5 separate regions of the Homo sapiens genome follow, and regions 1, 2, 3 and 4 are each linked to region 5. The links are chromatin loops, found by intact Hi-C in ENCODE. Cell type or tissue: GM12878. All regions are shown on one strand. Each heading gives the region's core, and the rest is flanking DNA. Links, peaks and the distances in the headings are about the cores only.

Region 1 (6,162 bases), core at 475-5,474, 470 kb before region 5:
TTCTCATAGGAGCGTGAACCTTATTGTAAACTGCACAAGCAAGGGATCTAGGCTGTATGCTCCTTATGAGACTCTAATGCCTGATGCTTTGAGGTGGAACAGTTTCATCCTGAAACCATCCCACCCTCCCACCTTCCCATGGAAAAACTGTCTTCCATGAAACTTGTCCCTGGTACCAAAAGGGTTGGGGACTACTGATATAAACTACAGGGGCAAATATATACAGTGGGAGAGACAAAACTTAATAGTTCAGGTGAATGACCTTATGTCTCATCCCAGAGGCAAATCAGTTCCAATTTGACAGAGGAACAGTAAGGCTGGAACCTCAAAAGTGTCTCTTTCTCAGAGAACTTTGCCCTCAGGCTCTAGGTTTGGCTCTGAGACTTTCCTCATCAACAAGTCCCTTTATGTTTTTAGCCAGAGTAGTGGGCCCTGAGGAAAAGATGTCTCCATAAGAACTAAAATGTAAATCATAACAGGACTTATAAATCATTCAAAGCCAAGATTTTTGGCTTTAGAACTATAGCATGTCTTGGTGAAATATATAAAAACTTCTCCAAATTTCAGGATTCTGTTTTCAGAGGACTAAGAAAGGGCATTACAAATCTGGACCTTAGGCTGGGTGCTGTGGCTCACGCCTGTAATCCCAGCACTTTGGGAGGCAGAGGCAGGTGGATCACTTGAGGTCAGGAGTTCGAGACCAGCCTGGCCAAAATGGTGAAACCCCATCTCTACTAATAATACAAAAATTAGCCAGGCATGGTGGTGGGCACCTGTAATCCTAGCTACTTGGGAGGCTGAGGCAAGAGAATTGCTTGAACCTGGGTGGTGGAGGTTGCAGTGAGCCGACATCGCACCACTGCACTCCAGCCTGGGCAACAGAGTGAGACTCCATCTCAAAAAAAAAAAAAAATGTGGACCTAACAAAGAGAGAAGGAAGAAAATAAAAGGAACAAATTGACAATTAGACTATTTTACTTATATCCAAACTTTCTAGAATCATTTATTTATGATTTTCTTTATTTTCAACATTTAAGAAAACCATGATTCTATGTAAAAAAGATTCAAGTATAAATTGGCTAAGCTAAAGAAAATAATTACATGCTTTCCAAGTGATTGGACTGAATTTCCGGCTTACAGACCATGCTAACACTTGAACTAGCTGCCTATATTATATAGCATTATAAAACTATTTACATCTATATACATTTTTGATATTAAATCTTAAATCTCCAAATTCTAAAGCAACTTGCCATAGAGAACATTTAGCTTTGCTTGTAAGCAGGCCAATTACCTGGAAATCAATTTAGTTGGAAAAAGACACTGGCTGAAAATGAGTAGATCTTATTTTAAATCCTGGTTCTTCTACCCATGAGAAATAATCTAGAACAACAAACTGTACCTCAACCCTTGACTTCAATTTGAAATGAAGATGTTGACCCAAAACTCCAATTAGTAGGAAAGCACAGTTCATAAATTCTACATGGTATTATATTTTATGTTTTGGTAGAGGCCAAATGGTCTAGCCTTACAACTAATTCTGCTGAAAACTAAGTTACCCATTTGGAAATATTTTTTGGAACTCTGTCTTTGTGCTTGTTTCAAGGAAAATTCGGAGGGTAATTTAAATAATCAATCACCACAGAAACAGTACAGCGATGTGAACATTGTAAATTCATTTAAAGACATATCTTCTTATATCATAATCCAAGAAATCTTATTGTAAAGTTCAAATTGTGGTGGTGTGAGTGAGAAGAAGTAGAGGTTGACCTGTAATCCCAGCACTTTGGGAGGCCAAAGCGGGTGGATCACGAGGTCAGGAGATCAAGACTATCCTGGCTAACACGGTGAAATCCCATCCCTACTAAAAAAATACAAAAAAAAAAAAAAATTAGCCAGGCGTGGTGGTGGACGCCTGTAGTCCCAGCTACTCGGGAGGCTGAGGCAGGAGAATGGCGTGAACCCAGGAGGCGGAGCTTGAAGTGAGCTGAGATCATGCCACTACACTCCAGCCTGGGCAACAGAGCGAGACTCCATCTCAACAAACAAACAAACAAACAAAAAAAAAAAAAAAAAGAAGTAGAGGTTGAATATTTTCATGGCAACCACTGGATGGCAATAGACATTAACAGTGAGTGGGGATAATCAATACAAAAGCATCTTTCTGCTTTACTTGATTTTCTTTGCGTTTTCAGAAGTAGAATCAAACTGAGCTCCTAGAGATGTTAGGGAGAGGTAAACAAGAGTGAATTTGGAAGTGAAAGAATTAGGTTTTGGGGCACATACTCTGCTTTTGCAAGTGCTTTGTAGGCAGATAAATCTCCCAAGATTTCAGTGCTCAGCCAAGAGTTGTAAGAAAATGAAGTGCCTGCCAGAAGGGAAGAGTTAAGCCAGAATGTTATATTTACCAGAATATGCAACTTTGAACTGGATTACTATTAGTGGTAGTGAAATGTTTGATCTTGTGTAATAAAGTCATGCCGGTTACTCTTGATTGTGAGTGGAAGACTACAACTCAACCCCACTCCTCTCCCTCTCCTGCTACAAATTTTCCAGGCTATGAACAGAGATCACCCAGAGGACTCCTCTCACCCAGGAGGCCCCAAACTACTGAAACAATGAATGGTTAGCTCCTCTGTGTCGCCACCATATACTGTTGGGGCCTTTGTTCTAGTGGCATTGTGGGGTGGAGAGATGTTAGGTAGCATCCCCTGGATGAGCTGGCAAGACCAGGCTGTGTTTACATGATCTCCCCTTCACTCTCCCATACGGAGGTGGAAGTCTCGAAGTAAACAGTATACATTTCACTTTAAATTCTACTTACCCACAAGAACCATTTAAACTAACATCTAAGCCCAAACAGAAAATCCAACTGGCCTTGGAAAAAGTTGGGTTACTGGAGGAAAAACCTGCCAAAGATTACTCTGAGGACGTTGAGAGATCAGCCCCGACATAGTCCCTAGAGTAATGATTCTCAAGTTCTCTGCCTACAATTAACTGCGGAGCTACTTAATGAAGCAGATGCATTAGCCCCTTCCTAGGAAATCCTGGGGTGAGCCCGGGAATTCTGTATTTCAACAAACTGCTTCCGATATAAATGGTCTACCAACTACCCTTTGAGAAACACTATCTAGAAAAACTGATCAGTTCCACTGAGCCCCTAATCTGCTCTTCCTGCCATTCACACCCACTTCCACAAGGAAAGAGAAAAGTCCTGGATCAATGCTTTGCCTGGCCAAGAGGACCACCATTTCAACCTAGGTCACTTAAAATCCAGGAGTGCCATTACAGAGACGGGGCGGACTCAGGAATCTCTGAGTAAATCACCAATAGAGACCATGGCCGACTGCAGTCTTGAGCTGAAGTAACCAGACTGAGTGATGTGCTTGCCTCAACTTGAAGCCCCAGTTTGAGTATCTACTTTAAAGCTGCCTTCGCTCTAACTTTAGCCTCTGACTTTTCCTTGCCTGTTAGTAAAATTTTGATTCACATTTGGGATGTTCTTTAGACTTTCTGAAGCTTTTGTGATTTCTTGGCCCTAGGCAAGCATGTATCTAACTCTAAATAACCAACTTGCTTGACCATAATCCCTACCTATCTCACTAAGGGTCTTATTTAACCTCCACAAGTGCCATATTGGACCATTCCAGCTCCAGTGTCAGCCACCCAAACATCACCATCACCTAAATATATTAAACCCGTTGCTTGGCCAGGAAAATATGCTAGATACAGTGCTCAAATAGGGAGATCATTTCAGTGCTATCATAATCCAAATGGATGAGTTTTTCCAAAAGCAGACACACAAAAAAACGAGTTCAATGACTAATGAAGCAGCATCAAAGTTTGGGGTATTTTTCCCCATTGTAAATATTTTTGCATCTCTTTGTAATCATTGTGTTGACAAAAACTGAAATATAATTTGAGGGGTATTGGGGATAAAGTCACCCCTACCACAAATCCAAAGCATCGGTAGGTCCTATTAAGTCCATCTCCAAAGCATATCTCAAATCCATCCATTCCTCTCATCTCCAATGCTACCACCTCTCCAAGCCATTGCCATCTCATGCCTGCAAGAGCTTCCTAATTTGTCTTCCTGCTTCCATGCTTGCTTGTCCTCCTTCAACTCTTTCTCCCTACAGCAGCCAATGTGACCTCTAAAGAATGCAAAGGAGGTCATGTCACTTTCTAGTTTAAAAATCTTTCTGAGGCTTCTTAGAATGCTTAGGAAAGACCAAGCTCAGCACCATGATGTGTGCATGGAAGGGCACTGCCAATCTTCCACCTCTATTTCTTGCCATTCTTCCCCTTGCCTACCACATTCTAGCAACATCAACTTGTTTCCCATGTATAGAATATCCCTAGAACTTTCCTGTCTCTGGCCTTTGCATTTTATATTGTCTGGAACTTGCTTTAACCAGCTCTTGCCACAGTTGACTTCTCAGTTTCCTCCTTCTCAGAGGCCTTCTCTGACCTTCCTAAGTGCCACCCACCACCAGGTAGTCTCTTACACATCACTCTGTTGATTTTCTTCTTAATGTCTACTCCCTCTTCCACCAGAATGTAAGCCCCATGAGGGGTGGATTCAAGTCTGCTTTGGTAACCACTACATTGCTAGTGTCAGGCACATCCTATGCCATATTGGTTGAATCAAAGGAAAGATGGATGTATGAATAGGTGGGACTGGCATAACCTTGAGTGAAATTTATGTATTGTATTTTTGTATTGCAGGAGTGTTTTGTGGGGTCACAAAGATAGAATCTAGAAGTGCAGAAACTATGTCTATGAGGATCCCACCCAGACTTCAGAGGGAAGTAGGGTTAGTATTTGAGACTAGAGAATCTCCTTGACCTCATGTTGCCTCTGAGAATTAGAAGTATCTGAATTATGTCTTCCAAACTCCATTATTATAAGTTAGGTTGATCTATGTGAGGAACAGAGGAGAAAAAAGCCTGGATAGGGAATTAGGATTGCCATTTATTAATAAATAGGATCATTATTTCTTGGAGGCATAAAAATGTTTGCTGCCTGGGAGCTCTCCCTCTACAGGCAAGTTTAAGGTTGACTCGATTCCATTTCAGGAGCTGATCAATGCCCTACTGCATGCCCAAACCAAATTTACTAGGAGGGTTTATTGTGTCCCAAAGATTTGGTATTAAAAGTATTACCAAGGTACAATAACCATTTTAGATCTTTACACACATCTTGGAATTGAAGTGGCAAGAATAACTGTCCCTAGAAATAATAAGTGCTGGAGCCACCAAGATTTGCAGCAATTCTATCCAAGGCTGAGAAGGAAACCCCACCACTCAGTGAAGCCACCATTTTAAAAAAAAAACATAGATCGATATGCAATTGGAACACTGCTAACTCTGTGACAGCTTCAGAAAGAAAAGCCATGAATTCAGCTGGCTGCTGGCAGCCTCATCCAGGGTTGCCTAGACCAGAAGAGCTCCTTCTATCACTGGGCAAAGTCTCATAAAAGTAGCTTAGTTGCTTTCAATAGTCTAAGGTGGGCTGGTTGCAGTGGCTCACGCTAGTAATTCCAGCATTTTGAGAGGCCAAGGCAGGCAGATCACTTGAGGCCAGGAGTTCAAGACCAGCCTGGCCAACACAGCAAAACCCTGTCTCTACCAAAAAATACAAAAATTAGCCAGGCATGGTGGTGCATGCCTGTAGTCCCAACTACTCAGTAGGCTGAAGCAGGAGAATTGCTTGAACCTGGGAGTGGAGGTTTCGGTGAGCTGAGATCGCGCCACTGCACTCCAGCCTGAGTGACAGAGTAAGACCCTATCTCAAAAAAAAAAAAAAAAATACTCTAAGGTGGAAAATCGATGTCTCCATCTAAGTATTTCCATGGCATAGCACATACCAACACAGGAGTCACACTTTATCCAGCAGTTACTGGTCCATCTTGTTGAAAGCTGACAAAGAACAGCAGCTTCAGTGGAGGGGCATAGAGCTCAAGTGGAATCTAACACCTGTATTGTGAAAGAAAGAGACTTTCCAAGAATCTTTATAGCCCGGTATATTAATACAGTCTCATGAAAGTGAACACATACAGGACTAGGGTATAATGACTTTTTTTTTTTAGAATTATGAGAAGAAAGTAAATGGGTCATACTTATTTTGGTTCCCTCCCAAATATTTTAGGACAGAAGTAAT
Region 2 (6,162 bases), core at 582-5,581, 140 kb after region 5:
TGCTTATAGCAGCAGGAATATTGACAGAAAATCCCCAATGGCAAACTAGCTTTGTTATCACACTGTTGAGCTTAATGTGGGGACTCTGGAATCAAACGAATGGGTTCCAATCCTGGCTCTGCCACTTTCTAGTTTCTAGAAAGTGTTTCTAGAAACACTAGTTTCTAGTTTAGTTTCAAAGTAGGGCAAGTGTCTTGCCTTCTCTGAGCTCTGTTGTCTTATTTGTAAAATCGGGATAATAATAGTAATTATCTATAAGATTATTGCAAGGATTAAATGAGATAGTACATGTAAAGCCTTTTCATTTAGGCTAACTATAAATATTACTGTGGACATTTTCAAGTTTAAACATTTTTAAATTTTGCTTTACCGACTTGTGCCATCATGTTGACAGCTGAATGGAATCTCTTGACAAAGTGGCTGGTTCTCACTATCTCCAGAATTCAGAGAAACATCTAGGTTCTGAGCTGGCTCAGCTTTGGACCAAATGTTACTAGCATAGATATAGCAGCTCTTACACCCCAGCTGCCACTGCACTTGATCATCTGCCCCATTACACATATGACAACTCTGTTTACTACTAAAGCTATCTTGAAGAAATGGAATTGTGAGAATAGGGATGGTAATGTTGTCCAGAAAAAGTTCTCTCTTTTAAGTTCTCCTATAAATACTTTCCAATTCAAGGAGATACTGTTCATTGTTAAATGTTTTCATCCAAAGCAGTGTTCCTCACCCTGGCTTCCGGTTTGCTTTTTCTTTTTCTTTTCTTTTCTCTCTTTTCTTTTCTTCTGTCTCTTTTCTTTTCTGTCCTTTCTTTCTTTTTTCTTTTCTTTTCCTTTCTTTCTTTCTTTTATTCTTTCTTTCCTTCTTTCTTTCTTTTTTCTTTCTTCCTGCCTTCCTGCCTGCCTTCTTTCCTTCCTTCCTTTCCTTCTTTTCTTTTCTTTTTTGACAGCATCTAACTCTGTTACCCAGGCTGGAGCGCAGTGGTGCATAGCTCACTGCAGCTGCAGTCTCAAACTGCTGGGCTCAAGTGATCCTCCTGGCTCAGCCTCCCAAGTAGCTGGGACTACAGGTGCACACCACCACACCTGGCTAATTTAAACTTTTTTTTTTTTTTTTTTTTAAAGACATGAGGTCTTGCTATGATTCCCAGGCTGGTCTCAAATGCCTGTCCTCAAGAATCCTCCCACTTTGGCCTCCCAAAGTGCTGAGATTATAAGCATGAGCCACTGCACCCGCACTTGGCTTGGTTTTCTTTTCATTGGCTTATGTGGTGGTTGGAGTTATCTCTTTTGCATGTTGACAGGTGTCATAAAGCCATAGGAGACTTTGAGATGGCCTGAAAATAAGATCATGGATTTTTCCTGGCAGAGAGTTTAGTTTACTTTCAAACCCCGCTAGCCTTTGCTACTCAAAGCCTGGTTCATAAAACCAGGGCTTTGACTTCACTTAGATGCTTCTTAGAATTGCAGAATCTCTTGCCCCACAGTCTTGCTCTCTCAGGCTGGAGTACAGTAGCACAATCTCAGCTCACTGCAACTTCCACCTCCTGAATTCAGGTGATTCTGGTGTCTCAGCCTCCCAAGTAGCTGGGATTATAGGCATGCACCATCATACCCAGCTACTTTTTGTATTTTTAGTAGAGACAGGTTTTTGCCATGTTGTCCAGGCTGATCTCAGACTCCTGGCCTCAAGTGATCTGCCCATCTTGGCCTCCCAGAATGCTTGGATTACAGGTGTGAGCCACTGCACCGGCCACAATCTGCATTTTAACAAACTTCCCAGGTGGTGCCAATGACATTAAAGTTGCAGCAGCACTGCTCAGGAGCTGTGCATTGGAATCACCTGGAGTACTTGAAAAACTATTGATGCTCAGGTCCCAACCACAAAGACTCCCCCAACTTAACTGGCATTGGGGTTTTAAAAAATTTCTCCAGGTCATTGTAACTAATGCACAAGGTGAGAACTTGTGCTCAAGAGACATTCTTTCTTCTTCCTCCACTTATTTCTACAATTGCTTTTCTCTTAAAGTAAAAATCTCAAGCTACAGTCAAAGTTCATTTCATGTCCATTTTATAGATAATGCCACACAATGTGAAGATTCATTCTGAATTTAAAAAATAACCTTTACAAATATCTTCTGAACCTTTGCCAAGGTCCCCACATCCCTCTTTTATTGTGAGGTCCAGAACTAGACACAGTCCTCCAGTACAGCCCTCAACATCACTGAACAGCAGCACAAGGGATGTTTGTATTCTTCTGAATGAAAGGTACTGTTATAAAGAAAGTCAGAACATTCGAAGGGGGTGGGGGCGGCTTTGATGGCCAAGCAAAAGATTTCCTCATGCCTACACTCAGTCTGGGAGTGAATGAGCCAGTTACATAAGGAGAAAATCCTCCTTCCTAGTGTTGAGCTTTCCTAATTGGAGGACTAAATGTGTCATTATTTAACTAAATAATTAATAAGCTTTCTTGTAATTCATGGATGACTAAACAGATAAACTCACCTGTACCAAACTTTCAGAGAGAGTTCCACTGATTTAATAAATTTGGTTCATGTCATCAGCATAAAAGTCATCTGAACCTTGAGCCTCAAAGACCAGTGACCTCCAAACTTGACAACTCAACTTATAAGAATCAACTCGGCTGCTTACTAAACATATATAGATGTCTGAGCAAAGGTATTTGTGGTTTTTAAAAAACTACATCAATTCTTCTCAAACTTTAATGGGGGTGGTGATGTGGTGAGGGCAGGTCTTGTAAAAAATTTAGACTCCCATCAACAGGTCTGAGTAGGGCCTGAGATTCTGCATTCCTAACGATCTCAAAAGTGATACCGTGCCGCTACTTCATGGACCACACTTTTAGTGGCAAGGCCCTAGACAATTTTGATAATCAGCCAGTTTGGGAACCAGAACTTGAGGCATCATAAATGTTACCTGAAATATGAAAAAGCTAATCTCCGCCTCAATGTTTATCAGCAGCTCAGGGTGCATCAGTGAGTGTTACACAGACGGATACAAAATGTGGGTGGGCAAATTTAATTTCAAACGGTGGAAGAAACCTTATTGAGAATGTTTAATTATGTTCATGCTCCGCTAATACGAGAATAGAGTGGACTCTTAAGTTCCTTTATTTCTCTAGTGATCTATTCTTTAGAGTTCACCAGCAAACACAAAGGCGGGAGGAACCGTTACTTTAAATTCATATTATTTTAGCTGATGTATCTGGAGCACAGTGATAAATTAATCATGACGTCTGGTCTGATTCACAATCATGTTCTAGCCTAATTTACACTTTGCATTTGCAGAACTGAAATGCGATGCATTAAAATGGTCACACACCACGGATTTTTCTCCTCGCTGCACCCATGGAGGGAGGCGCTGTCTCCGCCTTTTCCTGTAAGCACCTGCCCGGGGCCCAAGCCCACAGTGGATGGCTCGTCCAGCTCAGAGAGCGCCCAGGACGCAGTGAGGAAGCAGAATTGGGCGCTCAAGACTCAGACCCGGACTGATGAGCTAAGACTGCTTGCAAGAGGGAGTGGGAGTCGTTAAAAAAATATCCTCGTGGCTTAATGACCAAGGCGGGTTTATTCTCAAGGAAGGGGGAGCGGCGTGGTGGTGTTACTAAACATAACAGATGGCAGCTGTCTGCGGCTATATAGGGCGCGCTGACAAATCCCTCTGGATGGCCACGCGGCGCTGGGCTGCGGGGCCTGGGTGCACTTCGCGCCTGGCTCGGAGGGCGCCGCCTGCGGGAGGACCTCCGGGAGCCGAGCTGCCTCCCCGCAAACCCGGCCCGGGCCCACGCGGGCTCAGGGCGCCAGGCGGGGTGCGCCGAGGTGCAGCTCCCCGGCCCTAGGCTTCGCTGGGGTGGGGGTCGAGGCCTCTCCGCGGGTGGCTCCCTCCACCCTGCCGCCCCGCCTCGCGGCTGGGAGTTGCCCGGGAGCTGTGAATTCACTAGACCAGCATTCACCCAGGGCCTGCGGGGGCTGTGAAAGGATGGGAGGACTCGGCTCCCCAACCCACCTTTACAAAGCCGAAGTGTGGCTGGTGAGGTACCCGACACGCACACACTGCACCGTGATACTGAACCATGCCTGAGTGTGCATTTTGTGCGAAATGGGTCTTAGCCATGATTTCCATGTGGTGAACATCTTTTCCAAACCCCGGATTGAAACACGATTATCAGGTCAATAACATTTTTTCTATGATTTGGAGATTGATTCAGATGGGCAAAATCTTACAAAGTTAATAATCTTATAAAAATCTTACATAATAATCTTAAGTCGCTTTTAGAGAGACATTTAAAAAATATGTCTATTGAAAATAATAAAATTCAGTGAAATTGGACAGGACTGTGGCAGTTGGGGAAGCTTCCTGGAAGATCGGGCAGAAAGAGAGCTTGCCAGTTTGGGCTTGGGATGGGCAAAAACAGAGGGGATTGAGAGTTCTGGGGACTCAATAACGTACATCACTGTGATTTTCAAGCGGCAAATTTCTTTAGAAAGGTAAGGCCAGACAGACTAATGGGAACTGTCCAAGGAGAGGGAACAGAGGAACCCTCTGCACTTTTGGGGCTATGGTCTCTGAAATCGGCTGCAAGGACCACCACCTAGGGGTCGTGTGGTGCATGTCATGTGCTTGGCTTTCTGCAGCAGTGTTGGAGAGTTCCATGGGAAAAGCCTCCTCTCCCCACCCCTCATCATCTCCTCGACCCCTTTCTCAACAAATGTCAGGGACTAAGGCTTCCTTATTTTCTCCTCAATCACCTTGCAGTGCTTTTCACTGAAGGTGAGAAAGGTTGAGGTTCATTCATTCATTTAACAAATGTTTAAGAGCCTTCTATGTGCTAAGCCCAGGTGCTTGGAACCTGAACAAAACAGGTAAGAATCCCTGCCTGCGTGGAGTTTGCAAGAAGCAAGCTACATGGATAAAATCTGTGGACAGTGTCAGCCTGACAATGGGCTGCCTTTGTTTCCTGTAAATAGAATTATTCCTTTTGACTTAACAAGAATTCTGACACACTGAGGGTCCTCCATACATGTGAAGCTATCATTGTGATTATTCAGTAATTGCCAAGAAAAAGGCATACCTGATGGAGGAACCCTTATGTTTGAAAGAATAGAATAAAGTTTTAATTCCTTTTTTATGCATTTATCTGGTGGAGGGTGCTTTGGCCACATGCGAACCTTTCCCCAGTAACGTGGGTTTGTGTAAAGTAGGAGTTTGACTGTGAGGCATTAAGAAACATGGACTTCCTGTCTCCATTTCTGGGAACCCTTAGGTCACATGGAAAATGCAGGGCCTCTGGTACTCAACTTCCCTGGGACCATGTTCTGTTAACCCTACCACCTTTTAAATTCTCCCTCACCCTCATCATGTCCTCACTTCCCTCCTTACACAGCTTCAATTCTGTGGCCAGGTTTTGGAATGATTCCCTTATCTCTGCCACAGGATCCAAGAGCTATGTTTCAATGATTTCCAAAGCCTGAAAGTCATTGTATATCCACCTTAGATAAGCCAGAAGAAACTAACCTACCTTTCAAATTTATTTGCTTTTGGCTACAGCAATAGTAATTTATTATGGTACAGTGGGTAAGTATTTTACCAATTGCTTATTAAGGCTGGAGTGCAATGTCGTGATTACTGCAAACTCCACCTCCTGGGCTCAAGCAATTCTCCTGCCTCAGTCTCCTGAGTAGCTGGGATTACAGGCCTCTGCTACCACGCCTGGCTAATTTTTGTATTTTTAGTAGAGACAGCGTTTCACCATGTTGGCCAGGCTGGTCTGGAACTCCTGACCTCAAGTGATCTGCCCCCTCTCAGGCTCCCAAAGTGCTGGGATTACAGGTGTGAGCCACCACACCCAACTACATTAAGGAGTATTTGGAAGTTCATACAAGAATGCCACATAAGGCCACAATGAATAGTAGGTGTAGTTGACTGTTCTGTCTCTCACATAGACATACAAGCTCACAAATTGACACTCGTGCTTAAGTCAATGAACTCTATTATAAACTCATGTGCACTCATTTTACAAACATGGATTTTTGCATTCTCTTTTAAGCCATCTGTTGCCTATGTAGGATCCTGGTTTTTAAAAATCTCTCATATCATTTTTACAGTGTACAGTTATGGTTGTGTTTACACTTACTCAAGA
Region 3 (6,162 bases), core at 369-5,368, 120 kb before region 5:
ATGTTTAAAACATTATCTAGGAAAAATCAAACTGATTCACTAGCTCACAGAAATTTAAGCCACATCAAGTGCTAAAAATACATTATAATTCTATATTTTTATTTGAAATTTTAAATTCACTTTATGAAACATGTATTGCATACATTCCGCTGAAGGACAACCAAACTATATTGCTTAATGCTTATGTTAATTAATGTTTCTCATTGTTTCATAATTTTAATTTTTCAAATTTCTAATTTCTAATTTCAGACAAAAAAAACAAGAATGCTGGGATTCTGACAAATAATCCTCGGAGCATCCATGCAGAAATAGCTTTTCGGCAACTCAGAGGGATAAGTATCTCTCCATCTCTTTTATCACATCAGAATATTGCATCTCCTACTGCACAAATATACCAGAGCAACCAAGATAAGAGAAGGTAAAGCTATTTTCTCTGTGTTTTAATATCATTTCTCATCATTAAAAAAGTACTCTCCATATTTGCTAGTCATGTATAACAGGAAATATTGTTATGTACTATTATATATTTACTCTGGGAACTAGAAAAAACTGTCAGATAGCATAAGACTTCTTAATTCCCACGTTCACCAAACCTTTCCCAAAGTCCAGTGTATTTACATAGTAATTCAAAAAGGCTGAGAAATGGCTATCAAGGTCAAATAATTCAGAGTACTAGTGCTCACTAGTGAGGGAACAATGAAATAGCTACATGGGAACTACTTTAATTGTATCCTCTACCAACTCACTCTACTCACTGAATTTGCAAAGCAGTTCACTTATACTGTAAACAGCAGATAAATTCAACTTTCTGAAACCGTGAAGGCTAAGAATTTTGTAAATTCTTCCGAATTTTCTTTAAAATTCCTACTTGCCTCCTTCTCCAGTCTGAATCTAGCCCTAGAGCCTAGCTCAAAGCCTAAGAACATTGCTAGTTCTCATTAAGAATACACTCTTCTGCTCAACACTTGACTTCTTAGATTCCCAAGTATTACCTGTCCCCCATCTTCCTGGCATCCCTGCTCCTGCTCATCTGTTAAAATGACCTACCTCAGCAGCAGATCTAGCTTAGGCTTGGCTCTTGCTGCACTGACTCCTCCTGCTTTAATCAGCCATGTCCCACTGAGTCCACAGTATTTTTTTTTTTTTTGAGACAGAGTTTCACTCTTGTTGCCCAGGTTAGAGTACAGTGGCACAATCTTGGCTCACTGCAACCTCCACCTCTTGGGTTCAAGCAATTCTCCTGCCTCAGCCTCTCGAGTAGCTGGGATTACTACGGGCATGCGCCACCATGCCCGGCCAATTTTTTTATTTTTAGTAAAGGCAGGGTTTCACCATGTTGGCCAGGCTGGTCTTGAACTCCTGACCTCAGGTGATCCACCTGCCTCAGCCTCCCAAAGTGCTCGGATTACAGGTGTGAGCCACCAATGGGATAATTTTGTCTTTTTGAAATTGCGCACATCTAAAATACAGAAATTATTTATTGCAGAATTACCTTAAGTTAGCTGATCCATTACAAAATTAAGTCACCACTATTTGACTAATTAAATCTTATTTCTTACAGAATTTTTGGGAGCAACTTTCCAAGATCAAATCGAATGTAACTGCCTAAAGAGAAATGAGCATACACCAAGAAACTCACCTGTTTAGTAGTTGTACAAAAACTAGCGGACAGTGGTCAGTTAAAAAAAAAAAAAAAAGATAATCATGTTACTTAAGTTACTGAAGCACTTCAGTTCCATATGAAGATAATCTATTACCCTTCATGAACTTGATTTAATATCACCTCTCTTAAACTTTCTTTATGGTTATCTTTAGTTATTTGTTTGAATTTCTATATCATAAAAATCATCAACTATTACATCAGACTACAATTTGAAAAGACAAAAGTGACATGAAACAAAGTCCAGAGAACTGAATGCTTAGTTCTAGTATTAGAAACATTTAGTCATGAAATGTCATTATGAAAAGTCATAGGAAGATATTGAGAAAAGATAACTTTAGGAAATAGGCATACTTTCATTTGTAGAGTATCTATTCATTTGAGATTACACAAAACTACAGCACATTTCTTACCAAACACAACTATTACTAAAGCAAGATGAGTTTTGCTAGTTGAACTACAGATTGGTTTTTAGGACTGTATTTTTTTAAAAAATACCCTCAAACCAGATCGGCCCTCAAAATTGTTTAGAGATGCAAATTGTGGGCATCAATAGTAGTTTCTAAATGTGGCTAACCGTGGGTGCAACCAGTCCTTCATGCTCTAAGAATAAAAAAAGCGTCCGATTTCAAATACAAATCATTTAATTACACCTACAGTGATACAAGTTTACAAGTAGTTTCAGGCTGAAGAGAACATGTATTCAAACTGAGTGGACACATTTAAAAATATGACCTTCAATAATTATACTTCACTGAACTTTTCTAAACTATTACATTGCATAGTACTAGGACGTATCACAGATTAATCAAATGTGGTTATGAATTTGCTTGTTACAGTTACTAAAATTGATAACCAAATTGCCAATCATATTTTGATATAAATGAGCTCCATCATTCATGAAGTATTCTATTCAAAATTTTAAAGTTATTGGCTCAACAGTACACATAGTTTCATAATATTTTATACTTTCCTTACACGAAAATAAATTATTTTAACTAAAATATGTAGACTTTATAATCTGTCTGGAAATAGTTTTAAAGGTACTTTGGAAATGATATAATTCCAATGTCTATGCAACAATTTTGTATTTTTCTTTTTAAATGCTGTATGTCTTTACTTTAATCATGTAATATTTAAAAGTTCAAACCTAATTACAGATTGATTTTGCTCTTTGTAATGTGTGGTTTTTAAACAACTATTACATTTAGGTGGAAATAGGATCTTTTGTTTAAAAACAACTATGCAGTTCTTAAGATGTCCAGAAGATGTCTTTGTTGCCCTTTAGTTTTGACAACTGCTTTCATTATAGTGTTGTGACAGTCTACTCTTCACTATTTATTACTAAATTGGCATCATCTTCTTTTTTTCTTTTATGATTATGTATAAATTAAATGCTGAATATATGTTACTTTTATAATAAAAAGTGTCTTAAAATAACAAAGTGGGAAAATAAATGTAATAGGTTTCACTGGAGAAAAATGTTCAGAATAGAAATATATAAAGCAGAAAAAACATAACTTACACTGTATTCACTTAGCATTTTGGCATATTTTCTTTTAGCCATTTTTCCTATGGACTTTTAATACATTTGAGATCTTCATGTGATTTTTATGTACACATTGTTAAATTTTGAGCTATTTATAATTCTTAAAAATTGTTAATTAAATGTCATCTGAGCCGGGCGCAGTGGCTCACATCTGTAATCCCAGCACTTTGGGAGGCCAAGGCAGGCAGATCACAAGGTCAGAAGTTCGAGACCAGCCTGGCCAATATGGTGAAACCCCATCTCTACTAAAAATACAAAAATTAGCCAGGCGTGGTGGTGTGCTCCTGTAGTCCCAGCTACTAGGGAGGCTGAGGCAGACAAATTGAGCAAGACTCCATCTCAAAAAAAAATTTTTTTTTCATCTAAATTTCTGAGTAGCTGGAATTACACCACCACGCCAGGTGCAGTGGTTCACGCCTGTAATCCCAGAACTTTAGGCGGCCAAGGTGGGCAGATCACCTGAGGTCAGGAGTTCAAGACCAGCCTGGCCAACAAGGCAAAGCCCCATCCCTACTAAAAATACAAAAATTAACTGGGAATGGTGGCGTACACCTGTAATCTCAGCTACTCAGGAGGCTAAGGCAGGAGAATCGCTTGAACCAGGGAGGCAGAGGTTGCAGTGAGCTGAGATGGCACCACTGCACTCCAGCCTGGGTGACAGAGTGAGACTCCCTCTCAAAAAAAAAAAAAAAAAAACTGTAAAAGAGAGTAAACTATTTATTCATCAAGGTATTTCACTTAGATAAAATGTATAATTTATCCAGTAAAGTTATTATGTCTTTGCTCCCAGCAAATGTCTTGATTTATTTTGCAAGCAAATGTATGATTATATAACTTGTTTTCATTAAAGACAATTCCACAAACAACCTGGTAAGCTAGAAATTAAGGCACTTTATAGATTAGAAGCCTCCAAAGCTGAACCGAATACAGGCAGTGTGAAATTAGTCTGATTTCTATATATAAAATTAACTGCGATTAATTGTCCAATACAAACTTTACTATTTACTTCCATTTTTAAAAAAATTTTTGTAGAGATGGAGTCTCACTATATTGCCCAGGCTGGTCTCAAACTCCTGGCTTCATGTAATCCTCCTGCCTCGGCTCCCGCAACGTGCTGGGATTATAGGCATGAGCCACCATGCCTGGCCATTTACTTCTAATTTTTCTAGTCTTAGATTTTTCTGACTATTGACACAAAATTAACTGATTGTGAATATATTTTTGCCTAGAATATCTAGTGTGCACTATGTATGTGTGTTTGCAGGCACTCCTGACTAGTTTACAAATAACCCTTATATTTAAGTAACATGCCATTTCACTCTTCATAAGCTATCTTACATTATGAAAAGTGTTTAATGTTTTAAAACATTAGATCTCACTCTTAGTCATGCTCTAGGCTCTTGGCTTCAATTAAATATTACTTACATAAAGGGAGGTAAGATTATTATAATATTCTATTAGTAGAAGCAAGCACTTACGGCCAAATTCCTTTGGTTATTCAGTGAAGCTAACCAAATCATTTTGGTTATGGGCTAGAAACCGGCTGGTTTTTCTGATGCCTTACTATAAAACTTAGAGCTTCTGGACCACCTGCAAGTGCTAACTATGTGTTCATTTTTCTACATTTTCCTCCCTTCTCCATTATTGAAGTATTTTTGAAGAAAAACCTACGCTGAACTGCAATTTAAATTCTCAGTTGCCTTTTAGAACTAGGTCAGTAAGAAATACCACAGCTATTTTATTAGTAATATTATTTCTGCAAGTTTTTACTTTACAAATATGTAAATTATACCATTCTACTGTTACTGTTTTTCTTTCCATTGTGAATAAAATTGTTTTGTAAACTACTCAAAAGACATTTCTCAGACTTAATTTACGCATTTTTATCTTAAGATTTTTGTTTTGGTAATGATTTTTCCTTAAAATTAAGCTAAAATGAATGATTTAATAGCAAAGACATACAATGTTGTAATATAAAAATAGAATAGCACATTCAAAGGAACTTAGAAGTAGCTTTGAAGGTATTAGTTAGCTGAAGTCAAATTATTTATCTTTTATATTTTATTAAGCACTACCTTAACTATATGCTCTTTTAGGTAAATCAAAAAGTCAGTTTATCAACATTGTCATTTTCCATATAAGATTCCAAAGATTCTGAAATGCTAAATTTTAAATTAGAACAGATTTTTTCTAATATCATTAAAAATAACAGTATTTCTATATGCTCTAAATAAAAATCCATTGAGATAACATAGTTTGTTTTTTCAAAATAGTTACATTTTGATCAAACATTAAAATAGAAAGGGATGCGAAGAATTTTTAACAAATAGCATTCTATATTTTCATTTGGTTTTTAATTTTATAATTGTAATTAACTTCTAAATGTTTAAAAATATTTTATACCAGCAGTTAATTTTAAACATTATAAATAGGAAAAGAATTAGTGATAATCTTACTATTTTTGTAAACCACAAAAATAACAATGACTATAGTTTAAATAGAAAAAAGATATGGTGATATGATTTTTGTTTGTTTCCAGTGGGGTTGGAGTGATTTAAAAGCTATAGCTTTTAATCAAGAGCTGCACGTTTTTCTTCTTGCTTATTGTAGAACATTATTTTTTCTAGAAAATGTTTTCAATAATTTTAGTGGTTTGGCTCTACTATTTGTTCCATCTTTAATTATAGCATAGCTCTTCCTCTCCCTTCCCTCTCAGAATGTTTTACAAGTGTGTCTCTCAAAGAACAACCAAAAAAGACTAATCAGTAAAATATATATATATATATATATAAAACATTTTAAAGTTTCTAATTATTTCTTATTCCCCTATCAATTTGGTTTAAAACAGGTATTTATAAACACTGGTAGCCTACTTTCCTAAGGCCTTTGATTTTATATGAAGTGCTTTAAAAGAGTTCAATCAACCTTAATGGTGCATTTTTAGTTAAGGAAA
Region 4 (6,162 bases), core at 507-5,506, 550 kb before region 5:
AGGTGAATTTTAATGTAACAAAGGAGAGATGGATGTGTGAAGTGTGAGGCTGAATAAAAATGGCTGAAAAGCAATCCAAGCGAGGCTGGAGGGTAGCCACACCCAGTGCTAATATGGACTATTCCAAAATAAATCTGTTATACCAAGGGCCACGGGCACTGTTTCGTTCTTTCCCTCCATTTATTTCACAGATACCTATTATTAATAAATAGTAGTCACAGGTTACTCCAATGACAGAAAAAAACCCCAAATATTTCAAAGTGAACCATCCTAATATGTGGCTACGCCATCATATTTTCAGGATTTCGAGAGCTAGTCTGCATCTCCACTCTCCTTTGTGTGACCACAAATAACAACCCTGAAATGGGTGTGTCCCTCTTAAAAGGATGCACTCCAGCCCTCTCAGTTAATGGTTCTGCCAGGAGATTTCAACCTTTGGGCAGAAATAAATGCACTGGGATGCATGGAACAATAAGAAAGCACTTTAACTCCGGGGATGAGAAAACATTAAACAAGTACTGAATGATGCACAGATCCCAAAAGAACTCCCGGAGGAGGCGATTGATGCATTATTTAAAATACCAGCATTACAACAAGAAAACAAAGGGGTGGGGGTGGGGTTAAAAAAAAAAAGAAAAAAACAACAACCAAGCACCATCCATTTTGATTCTTGAAATAAGAGGTTTACTACCCCCCAACACAAAGCTCTGGGGTATAAAGCATGCACAGGTCCCACAGGTGAAATGATGCACAATGGACGAGTCCAGGTCCCGGGTTTCCCGTGCGCCTCAGGCATGCACTACTGAAATAAAGAGAATACCCTGACTTTTCCAGTTGCTCCACACACAGTCCATCTTGGTGGAATCGGCAGTGGCCTGCATCGTGCGGGCTTTGGGGGCTCGCCGTGGCTCTCCTCGGGGGCGCCGAGCGTGCACTCAAGCGTTGGTGCCCGGCTGCTGCGGCTGGGCTCGCAGTGGCCGCGCGGCTGCGGAGAGACTGAGGCTGCACCAGGCGGCGCGCGGTGAGGGGCGGGAGCGTCGCTGGCGCCGCAGTCTGCGCGGCCGGCAGCGAATCAGCGCGGCGCGGCCCCGGAGCCGCCTGCGCGCATGGGGATGCGGGCGCCGCTCCACGCGACAGCGTTGGCTGGGCTGCCCAAGGGTGCTACCCTGGAGACGGGTAAAGCGGTTCTGGCCGCGAAGGCGCTGACGCGGACAGTGGGTGGGAGGTTTGGGAGGAGGGGAAAAAGGGCTGACGGTGGGGGTGAGAGGAGGAGGACTTGGGCTGTTCCTGGGAGTTCTTGACTCCCAGAATATGCGAGGTGCATATTCTAGAAATTTCTGAGAAACCCAAGAAACCTGCTGGACAAGACCAAGTCAACGGCATCATAAATGTCAGGCTTGCAGCATAATGTTCCCTAATTGTTGCCACCGTTTACCTTTCACTTCTCCCTCTAACTCTTAAAAATCTGAACTCGATGAATTTTAATTGCCCAGAATCTTCTGAAGAATTGCCAGATTCTCTCCTTTTGGAATATTCCACAGATATCCAAAACCTTTGTTGGCAAGCAACAATCACTGGAGAGAAAGCCTACTGCTCTGTCCCAGAGGGCTTGTGTATTTCTTGGGTTACCCCTCTCTGTTTGTGGGTTGAAGGAATCCATGTCAGAATGCGGTGCCTGTAGACCCCAGACCAAAGCCCTTGGACTCTGGTACGTGGAGTCATTGGTCAATGCAGTGACAATCCAAGGGTGTCATTTGTGGGGACGTTCAAACAGAACTCAGGGAAGCAAAGGGCATTCTGTCTCAACAGTGTCATCTTTGGGATTGACCACTGGGGGGCAATGGAGGTGGGTGGTGTGTATTTGGGAGATAAGACTTTTGGCTTCCAAGCCCAGGTAGTTAAGGATGTCAGGAGTCCACAGTTAAAATGCAAATGTCTAAGGAAGGAACAGAACAATGGGTGGTGACCTGCTTTTTAAATCTTACCATAAACTACTTTATCAGAACATACATCAAGACCCTGAAGGAATGGATGGGATAAATGTATTTTGATGAAGAAAAGGTAGAAATAGGAAAGAGAAAGGACTGGAATGTGGGCATTGTCTGGAAAAGAAGGTACTGTTGGAAGGGGTCCCTAGAGGAGACAAGACACTGCATGAGGACAGAGAATGCCCTGGAGACCACGGGAGCATACAGAAGAGTTCAGAGGGAGCAGGAACAAACTTTCCACTTCATCTTGTGGCATGGCCTTATCCATTACAGGGTCTTTTTCATAGAGAAGTGGAGCCTTCCCGATTCTTCTACAGTTGCCAGAGGTGTTCTTTCCCAGATCAAAATCTACATTTGCATACCCCACACCAGCATGGGCCTAAGGACAGTAATCTCAAGGTTATGCTTGTAGACATGATTTATCATCTTTCATTTTAATGAAGCATATACACTTTAAAATACGATCTTTGGGATCATGTGTATTCTTTTCAGAATACAAGCTTGTGGAGAAACCAGCTGGGCCTCTCTGCGTATCTTTGTAACATATCTGAAATTATTCTTGATAAAGCTTAATGGGGTGTCAGAGCTCCCACAGGGCTGATGGGAAGGAACAACAATGACCACATTATTACAAAGCACTTTTCACAATGACCTACTCTAAGGTTATTCTTGATTATTTTTTCTATTTGTATTCCCTACCTTTCCTCCCTCCTCCCAATTTTTTTCATTGCCACGTCATTTTTGGGAATTCTGTCAGTTAAATACTGAAAAGACTGGTATATGATGATAGCCTGATCAGCACCGACTTCTCACTGCATGATATGAGGACAAGACTGAGAAGAAAGGAGAGGGTAAGGCAGGGGTTGCCTGGTGGGCTTTTGCTGCCCTGGCTGCTTTTCAGTTGGAGGGAGATCTTTAGAGCTGTGGCCACTAGGAGGCACTGCCAGTCCAATGATAGCCCCAGTTATCATTCCCTAAGTCCAGAAGGTGCCAGCAGGTACCTTTACTGATGAGTATTGTGTCCACCACATTACGGGAAACAGCGTGTACTGCCAATCTGACAGTCTGTATAGTGTGTATGGTGAATACACAATGTTCCCAATAAGGAACAGGGAGAAGCAAGCTCTCTTTAAAGTGGAGGATACATTAGGTCAGACTTTCTGGGCCAGGCGTTTTCATTGACCATAAAGTTGACCTTGGGGCCAGGCGCGGTGGTTCACTCCTGTAATCCTAGCATTTTGGAAGGCCGAGGTGAGTGGATCACTTGAGCCAGGAGCTCAAGACCAGCCTGGGCAACATGGTGAAACCCCATCTCTAAAAAAAATACAAAAAAAAAATTTTTTCCGGGCATGGTGGCATGCACCTGTACTCCTAGCTACTTGGGAGGCTGAAGTGGGAAGATCACTTGAACCCAGGGAGATCGAGGCTGCAGTGAGTTGTGATCGCACCACTGCACTCCAGCCTGGGTGACATAGTGAGACCCCGTCTAAAAGCTGACCTTGGAATGTCAGCTTGGCTGAAAGATCACATTATTTTCATTCATACTAAGTGTGGAGAGAGATGTTGGATGGCACACAAAAATCCACTCTAACAGTTTGATAGTTGAAGGTTGAGGAAGTAAGATGGCTATTTCACAGACAGATTCACACTAGTGAAGTAAAAATTGGCGGGCTTTAGCTTAATGTGTAGGTGGTAAGAGAAACATAAATGAACTTATTCACGGAAAACTAGGAATCACCTGTATTGTAAAAGTTAGCTACATGGCCTTCAGCAAGTCATTTATCATCTCTGGACCTCTCATAATTATAATACAAATAAATGGAAGCTTTAGGTGTTTGTCATTATGAAATAATAAGAATTTATTTCCCATAAACATCGTAAATGGGTGCTTTCTTTGCACAACTGCTCACACAGTATTAATTGAAAGCTCTTGCCAAGATCAAAACGATAAAATGGGTAGAGAAGATATGTAAATTTTCCTTAAGTGGTGAAAGAAAACAGAAAGCAAAATAAAGCTTGCTAAAAGTAGGCAGGAACTGCCACTATCTTTAAACCAGTAGAGAACAGACGGGCTTTATCTGCAGCCAGCTTAGAACTTGGTTAAGGTGCTTGCCAGGAGAGGAAGTGATTTCTTTACTTTTCAGGATTAAATCATGCATTAGGCAGTCTGTTCTCAGGAAAAGCAAAATAGTCAAGTTTTGTAATCTCATCCCAGGTCAAGATTAATATTGAAGGCTAGCATTCCCAGAGTGGCTTTATTGTGTCTGTCTCCTCTGGCACCAGAATTTTACTGATGGGAATCAGTGGCATCTGCATTGATACATTTATTCAACAAATATTTATTGAGTACCTGCTGTGTGCTGGACACTGTTCTAGGCATAAAGCAGAGTTCCTACTTTATACGCTGGTGTTTATGTGTGGGCAAATAATAACCAAAAAGGTAAATATATAATATTCATTTGTAGACAAGTGTATGGGAAAAATAAAGCACATAAAAGAGGACAGAGTGGAGGTGAGGTGAAAATTTGCTATTTTATAAGGAGGGTCAGCAAAGGCCCGGAGCAGACACCTAAAGGAGCAGGAGAATGCCATTAAGATATATGGGAGAAGAACATTCACAGATGCACTGCGTTTTCATGACAGAATGTAATAATTGGTACACTATATAAGCATCTTCATTTTTTTCTTGTTCTGAGAAATATAGCAATTGGAATAAAAGGCACAGAACCAAAAATATACTTCATTATGATCAAAGAACACTGAGAACTCTATGCCATATGGAATAAGGAAATTTTAAAAGGCAACCAGTTTGGCACATAACCCACTGTAGCAGAATAATGCATGAATATGGAGTTTCAAACAATAGATTAGCACATGTTATTTGCCAGGTGCTTCTTCATGTGGTATACATTTAGTTGTTACAAGATCCCTATGAGTTAGTGTTTACCCTTATTTCTTGATTCATTTATTCATTTGATCTACAAATATTTATAGAGCCCATACTAAGGACCTGTCTCCATAAATACAAAGGGAGCTGCCCACTGGGAACTCGAGTCCAGAGGGGGAAAATTTTACACATAAATAGATAAATGCAATAACTAACAGACCTATGAGCAGGAAAGAGTGGGTACACAAACAGAGAGTGGCTAGGGAGAAGAACAGGTTTCAGGAAAGGCTTTAGAGGGTAGGTAAAGTTGAGCTGAGTTATGAACAAGAAATAGCATCACCAGTTTGAGTCATGGGGATTTCCTGGCAGACAGAAATGGAATTAATGGGAAACTTAATTACAGAAATGTGCAGGGGCTAGATCATGCCAGTCCTGAGTAGTAATACTGGCAGTAAATGAGGGAGACACTGAAGGGTTTTGAGAAGTGGACTAACACGGGAACTTGAATAATTTATCCAAATTTGCAGTTTTCCAGAAATGATAAATTCTAGGGTTATGACAGTCAATCAGCCCTTAGCAAGACAAGTAATAAATCAATACCCCGACCCACATTATAGTGAACATGTAAGGCATCGCAGACAAGGAGAAAATCTTAAAAGCAAGCATAAATCAAAGGCAGATTACCTCAGAGAAACTGTTAGACCAACAGCAGTCTTTAATAGAACCAGAATCTAATAGTTTGAGAAAATAACATCTTCAAAGTAGCAAACGAATGTAATCATCATCTTGAATTCTATACCCAGCAAGACTAACAGACCTTTTCAAATATGTAATCAATGAGAAAATTTACTAATTGCAGACCCTGAAGAAAAATCTACCAAAGGTGACACTTTAGGAAGAAAAAAATTGAACCTTAGAAATGAATTGCATGAAAAAAATGCTGGACATAAAAATTATTAAAGGCCAGCTTGAGGATTTATAAAAGAAAGGTAAAATTAAAACAGGAGACAAAAACAGAACATAAGGTGGAAGGGAGTGGGAAGAGTAAAAGCATTCTACAGTCCTTTCATTGTTTAGGAGGAAAATAGAAGTACCAGCTGTAGACTTTGGCAACTCATATTTGTGTATTAAATATTTGTCAGCGGAAAAGAAAATAATTAGAATATATAACTTCTAAATAAATAAATTGCATAAACTAGAGAATTAATCAAACAATAGAAATTAGGAAAGGGGAAAATAAGAAAATACAAAGAACTGGTAAATGGAAAGCACAAAATGAAGTGTCAT
Region 5 (6,162 bases), core at 614-5,613:
TGTATTAATTATTCAAAAAACTAAAAGAGAGGATTTTGAATATTCCCCACACAAAAAATGATAAATGTTTGAGGTGATGGATATATTAATTACCCTGATTTGATCATTGCACATTGCATACATGTATTGAAATATTATTCTGTATCCCATAAATATGTACAATTACTACATGTCAGCTAAAAAGGAAAAATATTTGTGTAAGTTCCTGCTTTCAGTTCTTTTGGGTATAGATCCAGAAGTGTAATTACTGGATTATATTATAATTCTATGCTTAACTTTTTAAAGAACTGCTATGTTGTATTTCACAGTGGCTGTATCATTTTACAGCCCCATGAACAACACATAAGGGTTTCAATTTCTCTACATTACTAGCCACACTTGTTATTTTCTAGTTTTTGATAGTAACCATCCTAATGGATGTAAGATGGTATCTCATTATGGTTTTGATTTGCATTTTCCTAATAATTAGTGATGTTGAGCATCTTTTCATGTGTTTATTGCCCATTTCTACATCTGCTTTGAAGAAATGCTGTATCAAGCCCTTTGCCTATATTTGAGCTGTTTTATGTGTGTGCTGTTGTTGTTGTTGTTTTGCTATTGTGAAGTTATAAGAATTCTTTATATATTTTGAATATTAATCCATTATCAGATATATGATTTGCAAATATTTTCTTCCATTTGCTGGTTACATTTTTACTCTGTTTGATAGCTTACCACTTTAGTTCCCTTTTTCTTCATTCAGTATTCACTTTTGGAGATGTAAATTTTTTTGTCTGTTTTACAGAATTCTCACAAACTTGATTCTGAGAGTTTTTGCTTCAGTTTTTGATTTTTCTGTGGAGAGACATGCTCTGGGAGCTACCTACTCTACCATTTTTGCTGACATTACTCTAGCTGCCTTTTTCTGTAAATAAAGTTTTATAGGAACACATTTTTGCCCACTCATTGTTATACTGTCCATGGCTGCTGTGTTAGGTATCTCCTGACATGGATCCCTCTCCCTTAATATTCACGTCCTTATGCAATTCTCCTGTTTCAATGGGGGCTGGATCTAGTCACTTGCTTCTAACAAATACAATAGAGCAAAAGTGATGGGAAACTGGATATGGTTGCATGCATCTGTAGTCCCAGCTACTGAGGAGGCTGAGGTGGGAGGATTTCTTGAGTCAGGTAGTTCAAGGCTATAGTGCACTATGATAACACCACTGAATAGCCACTACACTTCAGCCTGGGAAACATAACAAGACCCCATCTCGGGGAAAAAAATGATGGGGTGTCATTTCTGTGGTTCAATTTGAAAAGACTGTGACCTCCTCTTGCTATTATTCTCTCACTCTCGCCTTCTCAGCTTGCAAGCATGGATGCAGCAAGCTGCCATGTGTGCAAGGCCCACAGGCAAGGAACTGAAAGTGGCCTCTACTAACAAGGAATCAAGGCTCTCACTCAAACACTCTATGAATCCAATCAACAACCACATAAGTGAGCTTCAAATCAGATCTTTTCCCAGTTGAGCCTTCTTAAGAGACCATACGGCTGGCCTACACCTTGATTATAGCCTTGTGAGAGACCATGAAGCAGAGAACCCTGCTAGTTTATGCCAGGATTTTGAACCACAGAAACTGAGATAATAAATGTGTGCTATTTTATGCCACCAAACTTTGGGTAAATTGTTACAAGGTATAGACAACTGATACAGCTGTTTTTGCATGACAACACTAGAGTTGATTATTGTTACAGGGACCATATGATTCATAAAGAATAATATATTTACTATCTGGCTTTTTACAGAAAAAGTTCTGTGTGAGAATGCAAGCAAGGAGGCTGGCAGGTATAGTCTTCCATGACTCAGAAAGGAGGGAAGAACCAGCTCCACGAGCACTAGTAACTAGATGAGCTACATGAGCACTAGACAATTACTGCCCTCTGATGTCCTGATGTACATCAAATGTCTATTTTGAACTCAAACTGCTTTCTTGGTATGACATCAGAACTTCTTCTTAAGTGTATAAAAGTTGAAGGCTCAGGAGAGCCAGTGATATATGTGTTCTCCCACACCACTCACAATCTGGTCCCCTTTATTTCCTGGAAAGTCCTGCAAAGGCTTTGGAATGAGACTACTTCAGTGATTCTGATGAGGAGTAAGACTTGGAAATTACCACTTTAAACTTCCCCAGAAAATCTCTTTTACAGAATTAATGTGCTTAACATACTGGTTCACAGAATAAGTGCTTCTTAAAGCAAAAGGGAATTTACCCTCTATCTGGGCCAAATGTGTCATTTTCTAGGTGAGAAAAATGAGGCTCGGAGAGCTTAAAAGGCTTTCTAAAGGCCACAGAGCCCCAGGTTTAAAGGAAAAGTGAAAGCAGATTCATTAATTCTCACCCCAGGGCATTTAAAAACTATTATTTAATTCAGTCTTTGAGCAAATTATCACAAGATCTGATTCAATTAAATGTGAATTTATATGATTTTACTGCATTAAGAATCATCTGATCTGCATGTTGGTTGAACAATTTACGTCAAGAAAAGTCTTTTATTACTTAATTTGCATTTTCTACCGAAGGCACCCATAAATAAGTCAGCATCGCCCTCTACTGGATGATTTGTATTTGTTACTCATTCGTTGCATCCAACATGATTTATGTAGAATTTTGGATATTTTTTCTTAATTTCAATGAAAGGTACATGAAAACCAGGACATTCCAGCTGTTTGGATATTCCCCTATGCCTATTAATCTGGTTGGATAACATTTTCCTCTTCCAAAAGAGGCCTTGATTTTCTAGTTTTGAGAATTATAAGTTTAAACAATGAATTCCAACATGTTAACAAAGAAGGAAAAGACAGAGTCAGAGAAACCAAGAGATGCAGATAGAGATGAGGAAAAGCTAGAGAGAGAGATATTAGAAGAGAGGGACAATTCTGGTCAGAGTGAAAGCAGACTGTTTTTCTACTTTGGCAGCTTCAAAAATAAACTCAAATAAATGCTTTCTTTGTGGCATCACTAGCTGCAGTTTTTATAATGCATATGCTAGTTCTAGCTCATGGAATAAACTTTTTATCTTCTTGAGACCACATTTAAGCTGTGAGCTGGGTTGACTACAATGATCGGTTCTTCTGCCTGTGAAAATGGTATGCTCCTATCAAAGCAGATTAAATTGTGGTTGGTTGGGAGTCAGCCAGCAAACTGTTAATAGCATTAAAACTGACTGAATTGCGGCTTAAATTTCGACATATAAGGTAAGAAAAAATAAACAGTAATAAAAAGATACCACTGCACACTTAGCTCTCACATTACAAAAAAAGAAGAATAACAAGTATAAATTAAATCATGTGATGTAAATTACTATAACAAGAACATCTAGTCGCAGTTGCAACAAGGCAAATGCAAATGCAAATGAGTGAGTCATCATTTCTGGGTTAAGCATCTGCAACCCAGACTCTTCAGCCCCGACCTCTATCATCTAGCCCAGAAACAGCTTCAGATCCTGGAAAGAATATGGGCTTTGGCATAGACACACCTGCATTCAAATTGCAGCTCTGCCACTGTGTGGCCTTGAGAAAAGCCTTGCTTTCCTTATCTGTAAGGTGGAGGTAATTGTATATAATTCATACAGTTTGGGAGAAATTAAATGAAATAAAGCATAGAAATCACTTAATACAGTATCTGCCATATATGGCTACTACACAACTCCAGGTGACACACACAGGCCATCATTTCCAAGCAACACATCCAAAACTCTCTCTCTCTCTACCTCTTCGTCCCTAATTACTACCCCCACTATTCACATGGTTGTCCAAGCCATAAGTTTGAGCACCACCCCAGATTCCATGTTCCTGCTCACCTCCATATATGCTTGCAAAACTTCTACTCTGTCTTCAAGACAGTTCAGGTGTCACCTCTCCTGGGAAGAATCTGGATTTCTTTGCCCCTCACAGACTAAGTTCTTGTTCTACTCCCATGTTCCCAAGCGCCCCATATATATGTCTATTAGACAGCTAGTTATACCATATTGTTGTGACTTGTTTCTCTTTCCCACTGGGCTGTAAGTACTTTTAGAACAGAGAATTATATATGATTCAAAGTTTTATCCCTAAGTTATATCAATGTACCTGCCACATGAAAATGCTGGAAAACATTTGTAGTATAAATGAATCAATGACCACATAAACGTGTTGGAGTTTCTTTTGTTTTATTTTAGCTATATGTATGTATTTGTTATTTATTTTTTAGAGACAGGGTCTTGCTGTGTCGCTGGGCTGGAGTGCAGTGGCCTCATCATAATTCACTGCAGCCTGGATCTCCTAGGCTCAAGCCATTCTCCCAGGTCAGCCTTCCCAGTAGCTGGGACTATAGGAGTATGTTACTACCCCCTGCTAATTATGTAAATTATATTTTTTGTAGCAACAGGATCTCATTACATTGCCCAGGCTGGTCTCAAACTCCTGGCCTCCAATCCTCCTACTTCGGCTTCTCAAAGCACTGGCATTACAGGCGTGTGTCATGGTGCCTGGCTTGGAGTTTCTTAAATGTTCATCTCATCCCTTTCCTCTATAGATTCTGAACCAATTGAACAACAGTCAGGAGTGATGTGAAGAATGCTACATGGGCTAGGTGAGATGGCTCACACCTGTAATCCCAGCACTTTGGGAGGTTGAGGTGGGAGGATCACTTGAGGTCAGGAGTTCGAGACCAGCCTGGCCAACATGGTGAAACCCCGCCTCTACTAAAAATACAAAAATTAGCTGGGCTTGGTGGCAGGCACCTGTAATCCCACCTACTCGGGAGGCTGAGGCACAAGAATCACTTGAACCTAGGAGGAGGCGGTTGCAGTCAGCTGGGAGCACACCACTGCACTCCAGCCTGGGTGATAGAGCAAGACTCCGTCTCAAAAAAAAAAAAAAAAAAAAAGAATGCTACATGGACCGGACCTTCAGGCAAGACCAGGCTTCCTATTCCTTCCCCCAGGTTTAGATTTCTTGACCCTGTAAATCAGCTAAGATTTGCTCAACAGCCGCATTCCCACTGGGGAAACAGCTACCTGCCCCATACCTACCAGCACGGAGTGAAAAACAAGCCTGCCTCTGGAAGCTTGTCATTGGACCTTGATCCAGCTGTGATTACCCCATAGAATCAGGAACAGAGGAAAAAAGATGCCCTTTGCAGGCAGGGCAGTTCTGAAAATGAGAATGCTTACATCAGTGCGGGTTGCTCCCTGCACAGGGTGCCAGCCAAGGAGCAGGTGGGGATTGAAATCCAGTCCACATTTCACTAGCCAAGCTATACTCACTGGTTTGAATCCATGTTACATAAAGATACCATCCGTCCATCAAGCCTTGTGGACAGAGGGCTGTGTCCACCCAGAGGGAGCACTTTTGTGTCATCTGTACAAAAGCTCCATGTGAACTCATGGGGTTCTTTTCCCCAAATCTCACCAATCAAATGAATCTTTTCTACTCCCTTGTAGAGGAACATCATAGATGGAAGTAAGGCCAGAACTTCCCTTCCGAATACTTGCAAAAGAACCTAAGTTTTATTTTTATGAGCTAGGAAAGGAAGGGAAGAGTTCTACCTAAGACAGATAAGCAGGGAGAAGAGAATTGGCGTTAATTGAACACATACTGTATGCCGGGCATTGGAGAGCATGTGATATGGATAAGCCATTTCATATTATTTGACCAAGTGTGTTAAGATTGATACTTCAGATGAGCGTCTTGAAGATTACATTAAAGAAGACCACACATCCAAAAGTGATGACACTTGAATCCAAAGTCCATCATCTACTACCACTCTGTGGTACTTTGTACTCTTTCAACAAAAAGTCCTACTGGCAGTGACTATTCTTTAAGATTTCCAGGAGCTGAGGAGCATGGCGCTGAACAATACAGACACAACTGTTATCCCATGATCTGCAATGAGAAACACAAGCCAGGCAGGATCAAGTTTTTAGACAGGTGTGTTCCAAAAGTTCACTTCAAGACTAATGCTTAGCAAATATTTTTTCTAAGTTATAAATAAAGATTACTTTCCTGAGTTAGCTCAAAAAATTGTTTTTAGTGTGGTTTGGACCCTTAACCCCTGAGATAGAGCTTCCCTGATTCTCTCTGATCATCGAGTCCCACTGGGTACCTTTGTGAGCCAGTAAACTCCCAGGTGGACTGGC

What was found. Hi-C counts contacts between places; a loop is a spot of excess contacts. Peaks named below come from ENCODE experiments on the same cell type or tissue, not always from the same donor. Only the 100,000 strongest peaks of a DNase experiment are listed, where the experiment ranks them.
Region 1: a loop joins it to region 5, with 7 times the contacts of the local background. A loop is called at or near these places in 4 of 110 quality-filtered maps.
Region 2: it touches region 5 in a loop (4-fold over the local background); 34 of 110 quality-filtered maps call a loop at or near these places.
Region 3: a loop joins it to region 5, with 9 times the contacts of the local background. A loop is called at or near these places in 97 of 110 quality-filtered maps.
Region 4: a loop joins it to region 5, with 12 times the contacts of the local background. A loop is called at or near these places in 17 of 110 quality-filtered maps.

Annotation. Positions count from the first base shown.
Region 1 is chr14:59,714,928-59,721,089 of GRCh38, forward strand. All of the region lies in intron 3 of RTN1 (reticulon 1), which reads right to left. Among named protein-coding and RNA genes, the nearest start is that of MIR5586, 71 kb to the left of the region's middle. In GM12878, for the core only: no CTCF peak of the experiment used is centred there; no DNase peak of the experiment used is centred there.
Region 2 is chr14:60,324,206-60,330,367 of GRCh38, forward strand. No RefSeq gene overlaps it. Among named protein-coding and RNA genes, the nearest start is that of LINC02322, 4.1 kb to the left of the region's middle. RefSeq lists an enhancer at 3,544-3,603 and a silencer at 3,714-4,023. In GM12878, for the core only: CTCF peaks have their summits at 3,369, 3,744 and 4,624 (motif pointing left); a DNase peak (open chromatin) is centred at 3,366; H3K4me3 peaks cover 1,026 bases; H3K27ac peaks cover 827 bases.
Region 3 is chr14:60,061,762-60,067,923 of GRCh38, forward strand. It overlaps LRRC9 (leucine rich repeat containing 9), which reads left to right. Exons shown (of 33, transcript NM_001395648.1): 32 at 250-418; 33 at 1,562-5,056. The coding sequence ends at 1,601. The region is part of intron 1 of PCNX4-DT (PCNX4 divergent transcript); the gene reads right to left. Among named protein-coding and RNA genes, the nearest start is that of PCNX4-DT, 27 kb to the right of the region's middle. In GM12878, for the core only: a CTCF peak has its summit at 2,930; a DNase peak (open chromatin) is centred at 2,946.
Region 4 is chr14:59,629,626-59,635,787 of GRCh38, forward strand. All of the region lies in intron 3 of RTN1 (reticulon 1), which reads right to left. Among named protein-coding and RNA genes, the nearest start is that of MIR5586, 14 kb to the right of the region's middle. In GM12878, for the core only: CTCF peaks have their summits at 1,834 (motif pointing right) and 2,919 (motif pointing right); no DNase peak of the experiment used is centred there; H3K27me3 peaks cover 513 bases.
Region 5 is chr14:60,181,936-60,188,097 of GRCh38, forward strand. No RefSeq gene overlaps it. Among named protein-coding and RNA genes, the nearest start is that of DHRS7, 20 kb to the left of the region's middle. In GM12878, for the core only: CTCF peaks have their summits at 1,923 (motif pointing left) and 2,593 (motif pointing left); a DNase peak (open chromatin) is centred at 2,562; H3K4me3 peaks cover 553 bases; H3K27ac peaks cover 1,186 bases.